Regions from separate parts of the Homo sapiens genome. Here region 2 is linked to region 1. Evidence: chromatin loops called from intact Hi-C (ENCODE). Cell type or tissue: prostate gland. All regions are shown on one strand. Each heading gives the region's core, and the rest is flanking DNA. Links, peaks and the distances in the headings are about the cores only. Region 1 has its middle 22 kb from the start of PREP. Region 2 overlaps CRYBG1 (crystallin beta-gamma domain containing 1).

Region 1 (8,340 bases), core at 253-8,252:
AATAATAACAACACGATGTTTTTAGACAATATTAAAATGCAAATTTCTCATATACTATAATGCTTGAAATGGCTTTAGAGGAAATCAAGTCCTTACCTGTATTTCTATGAGGCTTATATATTACATGAAGACAGAAATAAAAAGCCCTAACACTCAGAATTCCTTTTTATTTATTTTTTATTTGTTTATTTTCCTTTTCTTCCTATTTTGCTTATCATGACAGTGAAGATCTCTATAAATCATGAGCGTAGACATATGAGTTTTAAATGTCTGGATTTGGACAAAAAGGAAACAAACCCAAGGGACATACACAAATAAATACAAATTCATCAACAAATTCCCCATCCCTCCTCACCTCCGCTCAATGTCGGTTTTAAACTCTTGGTGAGGAGTGGTATCTCCAACTCTTGATTCTAGCACTTTCATCCTCTCTTTAACAGCATTATAAAAATGACCCAGAAGACACTGCTGAGTGAAAGCGTACCTTAGCAGAGTGACACAAGTGAAAGAAAAAAAACATCCAAACAATGAGGCCTTTGATGGAGAGCCCTGAGATTTCCTAATAGCAAATAGGACTAATCGGTGGTTATGAAAGTGGTAGCCTCAACTCCCATTAGAAAGAAACAACATGCAGGCCTCTTTCTGTAACTCCCAGAGAGAAACCCTGGGGAGAGTGGTTCACCGGGCTCTCCAACCCAGACAGGTCAAACTTCTTTGCCCTTCCTGAGTGCAGTATGAAGAAAGCATCAACACAAAGGAAATATTTTTGTTGGCAGTCAGATCAGAGCATGCTGACATCCCTGTTTTTAACAATTCCCTGGTCAGCCTGGGTGTGGTTACTCTTTTGAAAGTTTAGTCTTGAGGAAATAGGTCAAGGGAGCCAGTGTTGTTGTGTTCTCCTGAGCGTGACTGAATCCTTGCATTCATTACGTGTGTGTTGCTTTGGAATGAGTGTCTTGCTGAGTGCCACCTACCAACCAGCATTTCTGGCTTCCCCAACTGACCAGCAAGGTCGGACTCTCTCCTTAAAACAGGCTGAGCTGGGCAAGCAAACAGCCTGTTGTGCTGAGAGTCAGAGGAGATTGATCAAACATGAATCTTAGTTGAGGAATGACAAGTAGCTAGGGTTGAGATAAATAATCCAAGAGGCCCTGTATGTATTTGCATAAGGGAAATGGAATTGAAAGAAGACCAGGACTACGAGATAAGCAGAGGCAACTAGAGAAAGGGCTCTTAGAAGGAGTGAGCAATGGTTCTGATTCATAGCCCACCAGCTCTTCCCTCCAGCACTGTGGCAGACACTATTCCCCAAAATCCATTTTCTCTTCTTCCTGAGCACAAAACTGGGCTCCATTTTCCAGGGTACTTTGCAATATGGTGTAACCATGTGACCGGTTTCTGACTAATGGAATGTGACAGAAGCAGTACGTGCTACTTTCAGACCTGGCCCATAAAAGCCACTTACTTACAATCCCGTTTCTCTTTCTAGTTTCCTGGGGTGGTGATGCTAGAAACAATGGGTTAAAGATAGCACAGCTGCAGTCAGCCGGGGTCTCTGCAAAAAGCAGAGCCCACCTTCTCCTCTTCCCATTTCTAGCTGCTGACTTGAAACCACTCAGTCCTATGAAGTGAGAAAGAAATAAACTTTCTGTTCTCTAAGTCATTGAATTTGTAGATCTTTGTTGCAGCAGCAAGGCCTACCCTGCTTATAATTTGTATCATGCCTGTGACATTATCTGACTCACACACTATAGGAGCCATTTACTATAAAGCCAGTGCATATCTCTCCTAGTTCCCTATCATCAATGAATATAGGAGACTTGCATGATTTGACCAATTTTCCTCTCCAGCTTCATCTCTCCTGACTCCTACATTGCTCTGTAGGCTCTGATATGGTTTGGCTGTGTCCCCTCCCAAATCTCATCTTGAATTGTAGTTCCCATAATCCCTATGTGTGGTGGGAGGGACCCAGAGGGAGATAATTAAATCATGGGGGCGCATACCCCCATGCTGCTGTTCTTGTGATAGTGTGTGAGTTCTCACAAGATCTGATGGTTTTATATGGGTTTTTTCCCCTTTTGCTCTGCACTTCTTCCTGCCACCATGAGAAGAAGAATGTGTTTGCTTCCCCTTCTGTCATGATTGTAAGTTTCCTGAGGCCTCCCCAGCCATACTGAACTGTGAGTCAATTAAACCTCTTCCCTATATAAATTACCCAGTTTTTGGGTATGTCTTTATTAGCACCGTGAGAACAGACTAATGCAGGCTCCATCCATACCAAACTCTCACACTCCTTCACATACATCCCTTGTACACAGCCCTCAGCATTTCCATAGGGTGCTCCCTTAAACTCTGCACCTAGCTGCTCACCCCCGCTACTTCTGATCTGTACCTCGTTACTTCTTACTCATTTCTCAAATTCAATTTAGACATTACTACCTTGGGTCACCCTTCTCTATCCCTCCAAGACGAAGTTAGATGACATCTGTGCTCCCACAGCATCCTGTCCTATAGATCCAACTGCACTAGATTAGAGTTACCTCCCAAATCCAGGCTCCATAAATCTCTAGCTTCTAGCATGGTACCTGGAATGTGGTAAGCACTCAATAAATATTTATTAAATGAAAGACTTGCTCCTGAAGTGGCCATCGAAATCCTAATATAGTAATCTGAGATCATGTTTGAGCACAAGTCAACATATGTTCATCTTTTTATAATTCCATGTTTAATTCAGTGTCCTGTGTATAGGTGTTACCCATATATATCTGTTAAGTGACTACCTTTTTTGAGAAAGACTTATATTTTTGTTTGTTTGGTCAGTTGGTTCTTGAGACAGGGTCTTGCTCTGTCACCTGCGCCTCAACCTCCCAGGCTCAAGTGATTCTCCCACCTCAGCCTCCTGAGTAGCTGGGACCACAGGCACATACCACCATGCTAGGCTAATTTTTTAAAAATTTTTATAGAGACAGGGTCTCCCTATGTTGCCCAGGCTGGTCTTGAACTCCTGGGCCCAAGTGATCCTCCCATCTCAGCCTCCCCAAAGGCTAGGATTATAGGCCATGCCTGGCCATATTTTGTTATTAAAGGGAAAACTCAAAGTGAAATTTTGAGGCCTGATGCACTATTTGCATTTTATCCTTAAAATGGCTCTTTTATCCATTTTCCAACATGTACTTCCATATGCATAAGAAGCATGATTTTTCTTATAAGTGATAATTAGAAAAACCCAGAAAGATCAATTTAAATAAAACAATTAAATACATATAAGAAATGGACGTGCCTTAAAACTGATATGAATAAATCAGAAATATTTTAGGCAAACAGAGTAACATCCAGTCAAGTTTAGAATTGGGGGCTAAAGTGTTCATCTGAAGGATAGAAGATTTTAGTGGGATGTCAAATCCTGTAGGCCAGCAAAATAAAAAAAAAATCTAATCAAGAATTCTTAGACTTGTGAAAGCTTGTTGGAAAGAAGCTAATGGCAATGATGGAAAGGTATGTAGGTATACAGCCACAAACACACAAAACCAAATGTTCTAAGAGAATAGATTCTGAAGAGGTAAGTCAAGAAAGGTAAAAAAGGAATAGAGGGCAAAGAAAATTCTTTTTTTTACGTTTTTTATTTTATTTTATTTTAGGTTCTGGGGTACACACGCAGGATGTGCAGGTTTGTTACATAGGTAAACATGCGCCCTTATGATTTGCTAGACCTATCAACCCATCACCTAGGTATTAAGCCCAGCATGCATTAACTATTCTTCCTGATGCTCTCCCTCCATCCATGCCCTCCACCCTGCCAGGCAGGCCCCAGTGTGTGTTGTTTCCCTCCCTGTGTCTATGTGTTCACATTGTTCAGCTCCTATTTATAAGTGAGAACATGCAGTGTTTGGTCTTTCTGTTCCTGTGTTAGTTTGCTAAGGATAATGTCTTCCAGCTCCATCAATGTTCCTGCAAAGGACACGATCTTGTTCCTTTTTATGGCTGCACAGTATTCCATGGTGTATATGTACCACATTTTCTTTATCCAGTCTATCATTGATGGGCATTTGGGTTGATTCCATGTCTTTGTTATTGTGAATAGTGCTGCAATGAACATACACATGCATGTATTTTTATAATAGAATGACTTATATTCCTTTGGGTATATATCCAGTAATGGGATTGCTGGGTCAAATGGTATTTCTGGTTCTAGATCTTTCAGGAATTGCCACACCATCTTCCACAATGGTTGAACTAATTTACACTCCCACCAACAGAAAAAAGTGTTCCTATCTCTCTGCAGCCTCACCAGCATCTGTTGTTTCTTGACTTTTTAATGATCACCATTCTGACTGGCATGAAATCATATCTCATTGTGGTTTGGATTTGCATTTCTCTAATGATCAGTGATGTTGAGCTTTTTAGATAATCCTATTCTTAAGACTTTGAAGTTTTATGGCAAATTTTGTGGTGCCAGATAAATCCTTAATAACACACCTTGTGTTTGTACTGTACTGTGATGAGAGATTGCCTTATTAGTAGATAATATTTTTAAAAATATTTGTACGTGATTTCTAAAGCAGACTGGAAGCAGACAGTCCTGGGTTAAACACACAGGATGAGTGATCTTGGCAGTTGTAGGTGGTATGCACCAGTGATTTCATAGGAACAGTATTCATCAGAATAGACTGGAAGCAACTGGTATCACTGCAGACTTCTAGGGTACCTCAGGGAATGGTTTCCTAACTCTTTTTAAGGATCTGGGTGACATATTGGCTAACGTACTCGAGGACCAAGAAAGGATCCATGGCTTAGAAACAAGAGTAAACATCAGATATTGGCCGTAGAATTAAATGTCACTGAAAAGATTAAGCCAGGAGCCAGGGAGTAACCTTAAGCAGAGAAGTCTCCCTTTCCAAGAGCCTCATGCTACATTTGCAGAAACTGTCCAAGAGCCTAAGCATCTCTAAGTTCTATATGAATAGGAAACTTCACCAGATAAGGAAAGGAAATCAAGTGCTATAGAGATTGATGAAGCCGTTTATCTAGGGTGAACTTCAAGTACTTGGCAATGGGAGCCCCCCATTTTAGGGTAAATCCGAGTTCAGACCAGCAGAGGGCAGTGTAGCAAACTTTGAAACCTCAAACGGCTGGGACTTAAAGAGAGTATGAATCCAGTACTGAGGGGCTGTTAGTGAAGAAGGGATGAAGGACTATCTGTGGGATCAGGGCTGCCTTGAAAAGATAAAGAAATGGTCAGCACTGCACTCCAGCGTGGGCAACAGAGAAAGACCCTGTCTACAATACAGTACAATACAATACAGTACAATACAAAACACACAGAAATGATCAGGAGTGAACCTACACTTGTGATGTGTAGGTATGAGAAGTGGAACAATTAGGAATTAATCTCCACTTCATTTCAAAGAAGATGGATCAGTAAGCAGCTGGTCCCTTTTTTCTGACTCCAGGAACAGGAAAAGGACCACAACAAGTCACAGTCACTCTTTCGGGAATCTGCAACTGGCACCCCCGATTCTTCTGCCCAGGTGAAATCCTAACACTCAGCTTTCTCCTGCACACCTCTTCTTGATATAGGCTTGACAGGGGGCTGGCACTGTGGTGCTGTGGATCATGAGAAGCCCTTACCTCCCCATCTGCTGCCAGCCCACATAAATGGAGAAATAGCCCACCCTGTTCCAAGGTGGAGAGGACATAAAAACATTGCTTCCTTCCTTACCCACTGGAATTCAAATCATTAGGCTTCCACTTTTAAAAGTGTTGGTATATTATGAGAAATTTGTTTTGTCTCCATATGTGGGTTAGAGAAGGGGACAAGTGAACTATTTTTACTGTGAGTTTTTTCTTTGAGTTTATTGCCCAGTCTAAGCTGTAAAAAGAGGTCCTAGGGGGCATTCAGAATTGCTGTCCCTTAAGCCAGTAGATGGCAAGTGCTGAGAAACACTGCAACTGTAAGACACCAGTATAAACCCAGAAGCCTCACTCCACTAACTCTTGGAAAGAAATGTGTGCAGAAAGACATCCTGAAGACCTGAGTGACCGCTCAGTGAGGGGTCAAAGGAGCTTTCCTACTGGCAGGCTATGGAATACTTTGTCTATAAAAATGGAGATTTCCTTACATTACATGGCAGTTAGCATGCTTACTAGTGATCCACCTCAAGCTTTTACTACTGCAGAACCACCTGTGCCTTGCTTTCTTGCTGGTCCCTAAATAGCATGTCATGGCAGATTGTGAATGCTTTAAGTTCTGTGAGCAGTAATTACTCAGGACCTTCTCCAAGTCCCTCTTTTCTGTTTTACAGTTCACAATTCACAAAAGCTTTGATTTTCCAGGCCCCAAACTCTGGATCTCATACCCTAAATTTGGTGTCTGCCTTTGGAACTTTCAGATTTGGCAGGTTTCAAACCCTAACCAGGTTCTTGGATCTTGGTCCCATAGCATGGCTTTAAGTATTGTCTCCAACCTAAAGGGTGTCCTATTGCCTCCAAGGAGGGCCCCTCGTTCCCTCTGCCACATGTAACTGGCCAATGAGACCAGCCTCTGGTCCCCAAGACCTCCAAAGGGAACTTTGAATTGTCAGCAGCTCAGCGGGGTATCTAGAGAAAACATCCCCTCCATTATATGACAGATAAGTTGACAAAACAGGCCCACAGAGTAGTCTTAGACCACTTGTATCTCTGATACCAGGGTTATGCCAGAAAATTCAAGATCAATTAAACATGAATTTAAAACAATCCATGTCCACCATGACTTTCTGAGTGGACAGAAAATAAGAAATCAATAAATACTGTCTGAGGTTTAAACTTGTACTTAAGTAAGAACACACACATGCACACACATAAGAACATTCCATAAAGACTATAGCATTATGATTTTATATGTACTATTATTTATTAAACTGATGCTCCTAAAAAAGTAGAGGAAAATGCAGTTCTGTTTACTTTTCATAATATTACCTCCAAAGAGCTCTTTTGAGAACTAACATCTCTAGATTTTTTTTTTTTTTTTTTTTTGAGATGGAGTCTCACTCTGTTGCCAGGCTGGACTGCAGTGGTGCGATCTCAGCTCACTGCAACCTCCACTTCCCAGGTTCAAGCAATTCTCCTGCCTCAGCCTCCCAAGTAGCTGGGACTACAGGCATGCGCCATCACGACCAGCTAATTTTTGTATTTTTAGTGGAGACAGGTTTTCACCATGTTGGCCAGGATGGTCTCAATCTCTTGACCTCGTGATCTGCCCACCTCAGCTTCCCAAAGTGCTGGGATTACAGACATGAGCCACCACTCCTGGCCTAACATCTCTAGTTTTAAAGAAAAGTCTATCTGAAGTTTCAGCAATTCCATCAGTTTTACTTTTTCTTTTTCTTCTGTTAAAGTCAAGCAAATATCAATACAGATGTTCCTCAACTTACCATGAGGTTATCTCCTGATAAACCTGTCATAAGTCAAAAATATTGTAAGCCAAAAATGCATTTAATACCCAGATATACCCATTGTAAAGTCAAAAAATGATAAGTTAAACCATCATAAGTTGGAGACCATCTGTAGTTATTATTTAAAAATAGTGTGTATAATATAATCCATTGTGTACATACTCAACAATTTATTCAATCTACTATTGGTGGACATAAGTTTGGTTTCTAGTTTGGTGCTATTATGCACAAATGCTGCCATAAACATTCTTGTATGTATATCCTGGTGCACATGCCCATAAGCTTCTCTTAAAAATACCTGAGTGGGATTACTGATGTAACATATATGAATCTTCAACTTTACTAGGCAAAGCAAAACTGCTTTTCAATGTGGTTTTACCAATCTACATTCCTTCAAGAAGTGCATGAGAAGAATCTCTCTTGTTATACATCCTTCCCCTATACTTGGTATTTTCGGAATTATTGTATCTTTTTTTTTTTTTTTTTTTTTTTTTTTTGAGACGGAGTCTCGCTCTGTTGCCGAGGCTGGACTGCAGTGGTGCAATCTCCGCTCACTGCAAACTCCACCTCCCGGGTTCACGCCATTCTCCTGCCTCAGCCTCCCGAGTAGCTGGGACTACAGGTGCCTGCCACCATGCCTGGCTACTTTTTTGTATTTTTAGTAGAGACGGGGTTCACCGTGTTAGCCAGGATTGTCTCGATCTTCTGACCTCCTGATCTGCCCACCTCAGCCTCCCAAAGTGCTGGGATTACAGCTGTAGCCACCACGCCCGGCCCAGAATTATTGTTTCTAATCTAGTGGATCTGTAATGATACCACACTGTGGTTTAAATGTGCATTTCCCTGATTCCTAGTGAAATTAAGTACTTTTTCTTTTATTTTTTTAATTATACTTTAAGTTCTAGGG
Region 2 (8,340 bases), core at 194-8,193, 1.1 Mb before region 1:
CTGTTAGACACTCGTTTGGTAGCATGTATGTTAGATGTAGGCTTTTCTCTAAAATTGTTGGTCTGGTCTTACTACCGAGTTATTGCAAAAGAAAAAAAAATCTGATTTTCCAGGTGTAAATACCAGCTGCTCTTGACTTCCATCTGGAGCAGCCTCAGCTCTTTTCCTGGAGGGCTCCCAGGTGGTAGTGGGAGTAAAATACTTGAGCCAGGACCTCACTCATCCTCGTTTCCACTCAGAAACTATGGAGTTTGGAAAGAGAGTGGTCAGCAAATCTTTCTTGCTATTATACCAGCACCCCTCAAACCTGCTTCATCCTAATCAGACATTTGTTTCTAATCTGCTAGCTGACTCTCTTTGAAGGGTGAGATGAGGGCTACTGAATGGACTCTCAGATTTCATCAACATAGTTAACCAGAAGCAAGTTTATTTAAGAGATCAGTTCAGCACAGGCTACTGTAGAATGTCTTACCCCACCATATTGTAATGGTATGCACAAAAGGCCTAAAATCAGAGCTATATATCTAGGAACAAGACAGATATGTTGGATGCTGTTGTACATGCACCAATAATATTTTAAAACAAGACAAACTATTCCAGTGACCATAATTGCCTACCATAGACTCCAGAGAAGATCAGCATTTTAGAATTAGAAACACACTTGAATAGATGGAAAAGAAACAAGCTGTTCTACCTGTGACAAGAGCACCAGTATTGAGTGATGAGGACAAAAAGAGGAAGAATATATTCAAGGAAATGTTTAGCACTTTTGTTCAAAGCTAGAACCCACTGTTGGAAGAGCAGCGTATGGGCTGGTGTCTTGTCAGTTGTTAAGCAGTTTGTTTGCATTTTGAAATGCTTACTGCAGTTGAGGATTCCAAGATTGCTTGAAGATTGATTTGACTCCGGTCAAATCAAGACTTGACCAGCAACATCCCTAAAGGTCTCTTTTCCTTCACTTTCTGGGGATAATTAATTGCTGGTCATCCTCTTGAGCCTTTCACACCTCGTTTAGTGGCTATAGTGCCCCCAAGACCTGAGGCTGTCCACCAACAGCTATACCCTGAAGCATGGCTGCAGAACACTGCAGGGAAGGCAGCCCCATGCAGGCCATGTGTGGATGCAGGTGGATAGGAGGACAAGAAATTAGGCTAAAAAATCTGAGTTTAGCAAAAAAGTATGTAACATTGCTTCAGCACTTGTAGATGAGTAAGGATGGCTCATAAATTAGGTCATAATAGTGTTCCAGTAGCAGCTATAAGAAAGGCATTAAACAACCCTCATTTGTGACATTCTAGGGCAGCCCATGGATGAGTTAAAATAATTCAAATCCTGGCTGGGCGCAGTGGCTCAGGCCTGTAATCCCAGCATTTTGGGAGGCCGAGGCGAGTGAATTGCTTGAGCCCAGAGGTTCGAGATCAGCCTGGGCAACGTGATGAAACCCCATCTCTACAAAAAAAAAACAAAATTTGGCTGGGCTTGGTGATGTGTGCCTATAGTCCCAGCTACTTGGGAGGCTGAGGTGGGAGGATCACCTGAGCCTGGGGAGGTAGAGGCTGCAGTGAGCCGTGATTGTGCCACTGCACTCCAGCCTGAGATCCTGTCTCAAAAAATAATAACTCAAATCCTACTAACAAATGTTACCAGACTTTGACATTAAATTTTTAAAATGTATTAATTTTTAATATGAACTAAAGGAAAATAGTATTTTGTTTAGAGTTCCTTAAATGTGTGAATACCTAAGGCTTTCCCATTGTGCTATGCAGCATATTTAAAGGTTCCAGAAAGTGTTTAAGGCCAAGAACCAAAATTACAGGCCTAATAAAGTATTTCTTCTCAGATGCTAAACAGTTCTCTACCTTTCAAACTTAAGCCTTTGTCTTACCCTTTAAAGTGTAAGGGCTTTGTAGGTCCACAAAGTTGGTAAATTTGTTCCAGTTCTCTCCTGTCACTATCTTTGGAAATAATTTAAAATGTACACAGTCTTGAAATCTTGATATAACATTTTACAAAATCACCCAAAAGCTGCTAATTAGGCAACCTGTTTAAGCAGCTACCAAAAATGAAAGGCAAGAAATGAAAGGAGGACAAATTATTGGTTTAAAGCTATGATAGTCTTTTGAAACGATGAGTAAGTTCTCTGAGTCATGGCAGCATGATTTAAGGTTGAATTTAGAATCAATGAAGGAGGAGTCGATCCACTTTCCAGTCTGGTCTTCCATCAGCATTGTCCTTTTTAAGAAATAAGGTGGCTGGAAGGACCTCCAGAAGATTCTTCTTCCTTCTTTGTTCAGGTATATAGGACCATGGCTTCCCACACTTGTGTAAACTTCTCTTTGCTGACAGTGTTGAGGATAATGTGATTTTGATCATACTGTGTGCCCCCTAAAAGAAAGGAAAATAATAAAAGATGAATGTACCCATGGTGAAGGGTCTATAGCAGACACAATTCCCCTAACACCAGTACAGCAAAAGTAAGCAAGTAAACAAGGTGTAGAACTGCATGCCTCAAGGAGGCAAGGCAGGGAGGGAAGCCTGGGCCCCTGTGGGATGAGAGGGTCAACCTGCCATGGGTGAATCTGTCCAGATCCCACCATTGGGGCACCAGCACCTTCACACAGGACATCCCACCTCACGGGCTCCTTTTTCTACCCAGTTCTTAAGAGCTAGTCCACAGTCACTCTTACAATGTCTGAAATTCAAGGGAACTGGGAAAACCCGAGAGAAGGGAAAAGGAGTAAAGAGACTAACATATATTTGGTGGTGAGATGGTAGATTCGAGACACCAGCGAGGAAAGAGCAGGTAGTCCTGGCAGTGGTGGAAAGGTGGGAGGAATGGTTATCGAGGAACAGCACTTGCATGAACAATGAAAACGGGCTGTATTAGGTCAAAGGGGAGGTTTGGATGACACCCGGAAGTACATAAGGGGACGCGGTAGCATTGTCACTACTGGGGACTCAGTTGGTGGATAAAATTTCATAGCATTTAGGATGCTGAGTACCACAGTATTGTAAAACTATTATCATGAACTCTCTCCCTGTTACCAGAATGTTTGTAAGATTTTCCAAAGGTGCTTACTGGATGTTTCAGATACTTTAGTGCTAAAAACAGCCTCATGGCTTCTTTCTTTGGAGAAGTATCATTAACAAAAGGGTTATCTGATTTTTTTTTTTCCAGTGTAGAATAAAGATCCCTTCAGATGGCTTATCCTTTTTTTAGCATAAACCTCAGCACCAAGGATGTATCAACAAAGACCCCATCAAAGTAAAAATCTGTGCATTTTGATGCAGGGAGTGACTGGTATTGAAAGCATGCTTCCTCCTTGGATCAAGAAGAAATAAACATTCTTTTCACCTTTGAAGCATTTACAAAATATGAAAAAGGTTTGGGAATTTACACAATAAATCTAGGTATTATAGTTGAGGAAGGAAATCGTCTCTTCTCTTGTGAGACACTGATTTATCATCATTGGTAATCTACAGCCTCTACACAGCTAGATGTATGGCTAGATGTACTATAGAATACAAGGGTAAGGTGTTTTGGGCCTTTATGTGTAAGTTTGTAGCAGTAGGGAAAAAACTACCAGCAAACCCTACACTCTGCCGAGACAGAGACACACAGCATACTCCACTGAAATTTCAGGAAGTATTAAAGTCACAATGTCTCTTTTCATTCTTCATTATAGTATGTTAAAATACTTTTTGTATTTTAAGAGTATCTTTTGTATTTTAAAAGTAAAGTATCTTAAAATACTTTCATATAAATTCAACTAGAATCATGAAAACTAGAAAGTTCTTGAGAAATAATTTGATTCATTCTCTTGCCTTTGGAGAGTGTTTAAATTGTGCAGACTTCATGTTTTTTAAAGTGAACATGAATCAGCTTCCACTGTTGTTACAAGGTATGTGGTCTGGAATAATACATGAATGTCTACCAAAAGAACTCATTTCCCAAACACAAGAAGATGAGCTAGAAGACAGATGCATGATCTAATAATTCTTAGGGCAATTTTAATAGATAACAAATGGTTCAGTAGTTGTAGCTAATGGAAATCATGGTCTGCTAGTAAGTGCACCAACGAGAAGAGACGTGTTTATATTTTCCTTTGCATGGGGTGTGGGACGTGCGGCGCTGCTCTCTCATGTCCACAAGATGGCACCATTCTCCCAGTCTGAGAAAATTAAATTCAGTTTAACAAGGAATTAAAACTGTTGTAGCTAGCCGGGCGTGGTGGCAGGCACCTGTAATCCCAGCTACTCAGGAGGCTAAGGCAGGAGAATTGCTTGAACCCAGGAGGCGGAGGTTGCAGTGAGCCGAGATCGTGTCATTGCACTCCAGCCTGGACGACAGAGTGAGACTCCGTCTCAAAAAAAAAAAAAAAAAAAAAAAAAGACTGTTGTTGCTACCGTGCTAGATACTGAGATTTCACAAATATACGGGACATTATGCTTACTCAGCAGGCACTTGAGTAATTTATATAGTGTCATTTAGGAAGGGGCTCTGGAGCTTTAAAAAGAAGTCTTAAGAAACCTAGAGTCCCACGGTTCATGTCAGAGCCAAGACAAGGAGTGAGGTGTCCTTCCTTCTGGTCCGCTGCTAATGTAACAAGTCAGGGACATCCTGTGTGCCTAGCGCATCTAGAACGTAAACTGTCTGAAGCCAAGGAGGAGGCTTTTTTTTTTTTTTTTCACGCTGGTGCCCTCCGTGTCTAGCACCGAGCCTGGCACATAGTGTGTACCCCGTGAATACATGTTGAAAGAATAAGAGAAGAAAGCTCTAGCTAAGGATCATAGTGTTGTCCACCCTGGACATAGGAAGCAGATCACATTTGTAAAAAACAGGAAGGTTTGGTCAGATTTCCTTTGAGAACTACATACCCTACTTTCTCTAACATTGTGTCAAAAACTCCATTTTTTCCAATTGAGTCACATTTCTTTGGTGTCTCTGGAGATTTTGAAACTCTTGTCAACACTGAAGCACTCTAGTGCAATAAAGTTTATCAAAATAAGAATAAACAAAGATCTGCATAATTCTTAACTAGTTTGAACCTCAGGTTGATCATCTATAAAATGAGTATTTCACCTGTCTACATATTGACAAATCTGTTGTACCAAATGTAAGGTGAGGGAGCTGTACTATATGTTACTGTTTGGTTTCTGAATATTGCATTTATTTTCTTATATCCAAGGGTACTACTTGCATTTTATATGATCTTTGTGGTCTCCATCCAGCCTGTAGTTGCAGTGCTTAGTTTGTGTTCCCTAAGTGCCCCCTTTAATGAAGGCAAAGGCATTGTTTGCTTCTGAGCATCTTTCCAACTTCTCAGATTCTGTCTGATCCTAAGTCCATTGTTTTAAGTGGGTTGGCCAAGCTACCTACCTGGAGATCATTCAGAAGTGACAGCCACTTTTGCTCCCCATACAGTTACCAAAGCCCCTGATGAAAATGTCCAGATTCGTTCTCCATTATCCAGAAAAGTTGTTTTTTAAAAATCAGATTACAGCACTTTCTTGTCCCTACAACTTTTTTTTTTTTGAGACGAAGTCTTGCCCTGTCGCCTAGGCTGGAGTGCAGTGGCACAATCTCGGCTCAGTGCAACGTCCGCCTCCCGGGTTGACGCGATTCTCCTGCCTCAGCCTCCCAAATAGCTGGGACTACAGGCGCCCACCACCACACCCAGCTAATTTTTTTGTATTTTTTAGTAGAGACGGGGTTTCACCATGTTAGCCAGGATGGTCTCGATCTCCTGACCTCGTGATCCACCCACCAGGGCCTCCCAAAGTGCTGGGATTACAGGCGTGAGCCACGGCACCTGGCTCTTTACCCCTACATCATAAACTTTAATGACAGCATTGGCCTAAATCCCTGATTAAAGTAAAATTGAGTCATTTTGTAGTGATGATTTAAAATAGAGTATGTAATATACTCATAAAAATTTAAAAAAATTAATGGAGTATGTAGTATGGTTACATTATCACCAGTTCGCTACAAAACACAATTGTGCTGACTTTCCTGATAGGGAATAAAAAAGTGCCCATTAATTTAAAGCAGAATTACCCCAGATGACATGAACACACCATCTGCACCTGTCAATAGCAACACACTAGTTCACTGAGTTCCCACACAGAGGTTAGGTCATTCTTATGTTATTTTTAAATGACTATCAGTGGTTCTCCGGGTGTGGGCCTCAGACCAGCAGCATTGGCAACACCTGGGAACTTGTTAGAAAAGGAATTATCAGGCCCCACCCCAGACCTACAGACTCAGTCTCTGAGGATGTGGCCCCACAGTCTATTTTAACCCGCCCTCCAGGTGATTCTGATGCAAATAAAGTTTGAGGACAACCACGCTAAATTTATTCTCCCCCAAGCACCATCAGTTCACTCCCTATTAGCTTCATTGAACACATGTTGCATTGAAATCCTGTAGGCTGTGTTAATTCCTTTGAGATCTTAGATCTTTTCAATGAAAGGTCACGTGTATACATGAGAATCATCAACTCTACCGAACTAAGTGCAATCACGGCCTTTCAGCTTGTGATTTTTAGCCTAACACTATTATAATAAAATAAATGTTTGAAGTCAGCCTATGGCCAGATTCTGGTTCAGCAGTTACAGCTGTGAGATTGTGGCCAAACTGGCCAACCCCTTTGAGCTTCCGGGGTTTTGTTGTTGTTGTTGTTGTTGTTTTGTCTGTAAAACTGGGGAGAAAAGAGGGAGAGGGGATAATGTAGGCCTCATAGGGCGGCTGTGAAGATGACGGGACATGGTGTACTGAAAGTGGCTAGCACAGCAGCTGGCACACAGTAGGGGCTCTCTTACTGTTACTACTAATAATACATTCATCATTTTCAAAAGTTATGAATAGATTTTTCCTTAACTAAAAGACATACACATTACAATAAAGAAAATAAAGGAAGTGACCCTTACCTTTAATGTCTAAAACTAAATTTGGCTTCAACTTGCTGTAAATCCTGCCATCGGACTTCAAGCTCCAGAACTGGCTGTCAGCATTCTGGTCCAGGGCCAGGCCTAGCTTGGAGCCAGATGTTACCAGGCTGCCCACAATCGTCAGGCAGCAGTCTTCTGCTATCTGCTCAGTGGAAAAGACCAGATATCTTAAATATGTATCCAGCTGTAAGTCTCATAGCAATTATTTCTCTGGTTACATTGGGCTTTAAAATTATCTTAGTTCCTAGCTTCATTTACCCCACATGAGGCAGTTCAGCTCTTAGCCAACTAGAATCGGACAATAAATATTTATGCCATTTATTTCAGATGACACGAATGATGGGAAAATCTCAATGTTTGTGCATCGTCAGAGACTTCTGCCCTTTGCAAGACTATCTTACTAGTAGGGAAAGCCTCATAACATTAGAACTGCCCATCATATTTTTCCCTGTCATAAGTGACCATGATCCCAGGCAGGTTCTGTAGCTATATCTCCCTCTGACATCTCCACCTCTGCTTGGCCTGACCTTCCAGTATATGACTGCACCTCTAATTTTGTAGCACTGGGTGGCTAAAGGGCATTTTATCATTTTAAAACTCGGAATTGCATTTATTAGCATTTGTCTTTCCTTCATGAGAATTAAAATTTTCTAAACAGGCATGCTTTCCAGCTATGAAAACAGAAAAATGCAGACTCACTAGAGGGTGTTTTAATGCAAAGATTTTATGAGCCCTTCCCTGAAGTGAATCTACCCTTAATATATAAATAATGTATGGCAGTCATGTTCACATGCCATTAACAAAAATTACTGGCCAGGTACAGTGGCTCACAACTGTAATCCCAACTCTTTGGGAGGCCAAGGTGAGAGGATCACTTGTGAGACCCTATCTCTACAGAAAAGTTTTAAAAATTAGCCAGGTATAGTGGCATGCACTTGTGGGCCCCAGCTACTCAGGAGGCTGAGGTGGGAGGATCCCTTGAGCCCAGGAGGTCGAAGCTACAGTGAGCTGTGATTGCACCACTACACTCCAGCCTGGGCAACAGAGCTAGACTCTGTCTCAAACACAAAAACAAAACAATGTTGCTATAAAAATGCCTGTTAAAAGTGTATTATTGTAGGCCAGGCGCAGTGGCTTATGCCTGTAATCCCAGCACTTTGGGAGGCCAAGGCAGGTGGATCACGAGGTCAGGAGATCAAGACCATCCTGGCCAACATGGTGAAACCCCGTCTCTACTAAAAATACAAAAAAGTTAGCTGGGCGTGGTGGCACACGCCTGTAGTCCCAGCTACTCGAGAGGCTGAGGCAGGAGAATCGCGTGAACCCGGGAGGTACAGGTTGAAGTGAGCCGAGATAGTGCCACTGCACTCCAGCCTGGTGACAGAGCAA

What was found. Hi-C counts contacts between places; a loop is a spot of excess contacts. Peaks named below come from ENCODE experiments on the same cell type or tissue, not always from the same donor. Only the 100,000 strongest peaks of a DNase experiment are listed, where the experiment ranks them.
Region 2: a loop joins it to region 1, with 4 times the contacts of the local background. A loop is called at or near these places in 8 of 110 quality-filtered maps.

What each region holds. Positions count from the first base shown.
Region 1 is chr6:105,421,121-105,429,460 of GRCh38, reverse strand. No RefSeq gene overlaps it. Among named protein-coding and RNA genes, the nearest start is that of PREP, 22 kb to the right of the region's middle. RefSeq lists an enhancer at 4,991-5,040. In prostate gland, for the core only: a CTCF peak has its summit at 5,094 (motif pointing right); a DNase peak (open chromatin) is centred at 5,091.
Region 2 is chr6:106,562,517-106,570,856 of GRCh38, reverse strand. CRYBG1 (crystallin beta-gamma domain containing 1) reads right to left here. Exons shown (of 22, transcript NM_001371242.2): 21 at 6,931-7,093; 22 at 1-2,385. The coding sequence ends at 2,291. RTN4IP1 (reticulon 4 interacting protein 1) reads left to right here. Exons shown (of 9, transcript NM_032730.5): 9 at 1-86. Among named protein-coding and RNA genes, the nearest start is that of RTN4IP1, 63 kb to the left of the region's middle. In prostate gland, for the core only: a CTCF peak has its summit at 4,146 (motif pointing right); a DNase peak (open chromatin) is centred at 4,156; H3K27ac peaks cover 1,511 bases.